Linked DNA regions of Mus musculus: region 1 is linked to region 2. A link is a loop called in an ENCODE intact Hi-C map of the cell type or tissue named here. Cell type or tissue: left cerebral cortex. All regions are shown on one strand.

Region 1 (2,500 bases), 430 kb after region 2:
AGAGTCCATTTCCTGTTGAGGTATGCATTGTTGCTCTTAATCTCTTTGCTCTAATCTTGTACATAGAGTGCTTAGGGTGTGAGTAGAATATGATTATTATATCATAGATGTATAAGGGAGAAAGCAAAGACAGAAAATAACAAAGGATCAGACACAAGACCCATGAATGAAGCTCTGAAACTGTATTCTGTCTCTATATCTTTTCTCATCTTTGCTGTTATAATGGCAAGATATGGGAGAAAAACCCTGTTACATGCATTGAAGTGATTGACAGAATGAATTCAGTCATTTTTGTCTTCAGTTCTTGCTTGTAGATTTAAACATATCAATGAAGGCATATGAATTTCAAAGTCTTTTTTTTTTTTTTTTTTAGGAATCTTCTGTCTTCTTCCTACCCTTTAGCCATTCATCCCCCTTCCCTCTTTGTATACTACTTTCCCACCTCCCGTTTTTTTTTCTCTATTCTTCATATGATAACATTCCCCACAGATTTTCATATTAAACTGTAATGATCATTCCTTGTCTGATATAAGCATGCTCTGTTAGTAAGACTAGAACCAGGAACCATTAAACAGATATATTCAGTTTTTTAAAACAACTTATAGGAGGAACAACAGTATGAACTAACCATTAACTCCGAGCTGTGTCTCTAGTTGCATATGTAGCAGAGGATGGCCTAGTCGGCCATCAATGGGAGAAGAGGCCTTTGGACCTGTGAAGGTTATGTGCTCAAATAGATGGAAATGCCAGGGCCAGGAAGCAGGAGTGGGTGAGTTGGGGATCAGGGAGGAGGGAGAGTATAGGGGACTTCAGGGACAGCATTTGAAATGTAAATGAAGAAAATACCTAAGAAAAAAAGAAAAAAACTTAAAATTTTTATTTGTATTTGTTTACTTGTTAGTCTGACTATCTATCTATCTATCTATCTATCTATCTATCTATCTATCATCTATCATCTATTTTCATGTGTATTCTTTTGTACACATGCCTTGGCACACAGGTAGAGGTCAAAAGATAACATGTGAGAGTTGGTTCTTTCCTTTCTCCCATGTGAGTATCCCACAAAAAGCTATACCCACTGAGTAATTTCTCAGAACCAGTGAAGGCCTTGTTTTAAAATACTTTATTCCCCTTCATCCACAGGAATTCTGGTTTCCTTGGATGAGAGTTTATAAAGTATTTAGCCTTTGCCTTTCTGAGGTCTTCTTTAGACAGCTCTTTCTCTTCAGATAATAAAGGAATCTTGTTTTTTATTTACCAATGTCATCCTTAATTAAAAAAATCATTACCTTTCAGATATAAATAAATTAAAATTACCATGAACAATGACAATTGAAAGAAATGAATAAGAGGTGGCTACCACTTTCATCCTGGAGATGCAGAACAAGCAAAGACAGCAAAAGTCAAAGGGCCAAGTAGACTCCTGTGCTTGGTTCTTCAGCATCTGTCTGCCTGAAGTCACATTTCCAGCAACTCCCTGGTCTCCACGCATATTCAGTCTGAGTGAAAAATGTCACATGTGTTAAAGAGACAGGGAACTATGTTCAGATGCTATTTTTATGGTATATATGACATATTTCTCAGTAGGTCATATCCACTGGTATATATATTCATACTGATTTCTGCCCTATCTCCTGATTCTGACATTAAAATACATTTTCAAATCAGCTAGGTGGGAATGAATTTGTCAAGGAGATTTGAACTAAAACCCTTCTCTTGGGATAGCTAAACAAAAATAAGGTATAATGAGGCTTAATTATGTTTTGTTGGTAATGATGGTAACGCCTTTCATCATTGTCAAAATAGCTCTGTTATTGGAGGGAATGTGTGACTTCCCCATGTTTGCTTGCTTCAGTTGTCCCTTTCTCTAAATAGATTTTACATTCTGTAAAGAACAATGATTATGGTTCTTATTATATTTTTATACTGTTTTCTTCCATCTGCTGTTCTCTCCAGCAAGCATAATTACCTGGCTCAGTTCTGTAACTCACACCTTTTATCCTTCTCCTTACATCTCAGAGCAGATAGAGCTCATCAAGATCTGACAAGGAATTATTCCCGGAGTGTTGCTATAAACAGTCAGCCAGACTGTTCCTCTTCATATTTTGGCGAGTTACTGCCATATTTTAACTGGAGAAATTCAATAAAAATGCAGTTTTCTGACTAAAGCTTAACACAGAGAAGAGCTGCAAAAATCCTGAAATAATTCAATCTGTGCTGGAATTTTGTTAAGCCATTCATGGGTGGTTGGTGCTGTCCAAGGTGCTGGTGAGACTGCAGAATGTCTAGTGCCAGTCTACTCGAGGAGTAAAGAGATTGAGACAATCTGTAAGAAATGTAACCTTGGAAGAACAAAGAAATTAATATAAAGTGCCACCTATGTGCAAAGTCTCTGAAGTGTTTTCACCAACCCTTTATATTTCAACCAGCTTCAACACACATAAGTGTCAATGTCAGCTTGTATACTGGTTCATTTTTGTTCTCTTTGTAAACTAGCTTT
Region 2 (2,500 bases):
GGGTCATCATAGTGGGGAGTGTGGAACAGAGAAATGCTGCCCACTCCATGACAGCCAGGAAACAGAAAGAGGGAGATCAGGAGCAAAAGGGGTAGAGAGACAGAGACAGAGAGACTTCATGTCCTCCTAGAGATCTAATGTCTTTCCACTAGACTGAACCTTGTAAAAGTTGCAGCATCTCCTAGTAGCACCATAGTTTAGCAATCAAGCTTTTGCTACATGGTCTTTGGGTGACATTTCAGTCCTAAAACATCGAACTACAGTAGAGTGAGTACCCTCTTTCAAAATCTTGGGGGTCCCACACAGATTGGTGCTAAGTTTCCAGTCTCTATTTGAACCCTGGGATTTTTAGAGACAAGATGGTGTACCCATGGTCAGTATTGTGTAAGACACAGCTAGTAATTACATTACAGGTAGAAGCGATTGCCCTTGCTGGACCTGAATTAGACACACATATGATGTATATGTATGTGTGTGCATGTGTATATATGTGTATGTATAAATTTATTCCATAGGTTATGTGACTCTGGAGAAACATGACTAAGATGCCTTCTAACTCATGAGTGCACAGAACATATTACTATTCCAAAGGGATAAAAGGGAACAGAATGAGGAAATATTGGCCCAAAGAAAGACTAAAAAACAGCAGGGCAAATTCTAAATTCTGTCTCTCCATGTCCAGTGTTAAAGCATTTTTCAGGACTTCAATTCCTATGGCTTTGTTGACTACAGCATACTTTTCTCTCTTAGGCTGGTTCCACACCGATCTGCAGCTTTCCCTAGAAGATATCTCATTATCCTAACATCTCTAACACCTTGGGGTCACTAGCATTATTCAGGATTCATCCCCATAGTTTCACACAATGTTTTTATTGGCTCTCCAAGCAGGGACACTCCTGTCACATGCCTAGCCTCTGCAGCTTTCCTTAGTCACACAGGAAGATCCCATAACCCCTTTCTTATGTTCTTGACTCTAAAACCAGAACCACTTGGCTGAAGTTGCCAAGTTCTACGGCTTGCTGTGGCTGGAACTTGGCCCCCTCTTTCCATCACATTTGCATCAGCTTCCTCTTGTTGCTGGTTTCCTTCAGTGCTTCAGCTTTTCTTCAATTCCTTTTCACAAATTGGAAGCTTAGCTGGGTAGGGTCTTACCCAAAGGTCTCCACTCTCTTTATTCCATGTAGTATCACAACTTTTATTTTTTATGTTTTGAAAACCATTTGGTATCATGCAATAAAAATGAGTATAGAGATGTTTGTAGGCTCATTTGGTTTTTGGGTAATAGATTCTATTCAAGGCTCCCCTCACCCCAGTACAGCTTGAAAACCACCTGACAGTAATTAAATTATTTCAGCATCTCACTCCCATCTCCCACACACATTTTCCCCTTTTGTTTTGTTATTTGGCATTATGTACAATTTAATCTTCTTTAAAGCAACCAGCATAGCCACCCACAACTACACATGCTCACTCTAAATCTGAGCCTTGGGGATGGGAAGGACGAATCCCTCCCCTTTCCCTCACAGGTTGTAAATTGGTTATTCACATTTTCTTGGATGAGAATTTTAAGCACTGCACAGCATCTTCATAAGCACACACAGCAGATGGCTGGGAATACTGTGTGATAAGAAGAGGGAGCCAATTTCTTCAGTTATTTTCACCTCCTGAACACATTCCAAAGAAATGCAGCGGCATATTTTAGGGTATCTCTACAAGACCCCTTTCCTTAAATATGAATATAATTTGCTGCTGTGTTCACTTTAAGATGGACTCCTTTTGGGGCTGTCTTTATTGTAAGAGATCTTGTAGTATTTTTGCATAAAATTAAACTTTTGTTCAAAGCTCTCCTGGGTGTTGCTGCCTAGGAATTAACCCAGATGTTGCTTCTCCACATTCAGAGTGGCTATGAAACAGGAGGCAATGAAGCCTGATATTCAGATGACTGCCAGTGACCTTCATGCTTCTCTCTTGTGTAATGACAGGATCCAGAGAAAGGAAAAAAAAATCCAGGTCACCTAGTTTGATCTGTGAACTGGCCTCAACCTTTATCAACTTGAAAACTTTAGGCATGCTTCTTAGAGTCCAGATAATTCTGAGAAAAGGTATAGCTATTTTTACCTACTGGATGGTTGTTGACATGATGAGAGATTATATAGATGAAGCTCTTTCCTTATGTGTTCATTAATGGTGATGAAGTTAATACGTCAATAGTAGGGAATAAGATGTACCTGGTTGCCATCCTCAAGAGCATTCTTTCTTCATAGACATCTTACAGGTAAGTCTTTGGGGATAACTCCTGCTTGTCAGCAAAGCTTTAGGGAGCCTTAGCTCAACCAGAAATGATCCTTTGGCCTCATGTTTTCTCCACATACGTCATTTTTTTTCCTTTTTTTTTTTTGCTATGATTGAAATTTTTGTCTAATATTTGTCCATGGACTTAGTTTAATATCTGAAGAAGTTTGTTTATATGGATAATTCTTGTTGTACAAGTGTGTTTGGA

What was found. Peaks named below come from ENCODE experiments on the same cell type or tissue, not always from the same donor. Only the 100,000 strongest peaks of a DNase experiment are listed, where the experiment ranks them.
Region 1: a loop joins it to region 2, with 3 times the contacts of the local background. A loop is called at or near these places in 2 of 42 quality-filtered maps.

Annotation. Positions count from the first base shown.
Region 1 is chr3:56,787,197-56,789,696 of GRCm38, forward strand. No RefSeq gene overlaps it. Among named protein-coding and RNA genes, the nearest start is that of Gm32237, 90 kb to the left of the region's middle. In left cerebral cortex, no CTCF peak of the experiment used is centred here; DNase peaks (open chromatin) are centred at 1,474 and 2,148; H3K27ac peaks cover 1,188 bases.
Region 2 is chr3:56,361,222-56,363,721 of GRCm38, forward strand. No RefSeq gene overlaps it. Among named protein-coding and RNA genes, the nearest start is that of Gm40054, 4.9 kb to the left of the region's middle. In left cerebral cortex, no CTCF peak of the experiment used is centred here; DNase peaks (open chromatin) are centred at 1,027 and 1,532; H3K27ac peaks cover 1,031 bases.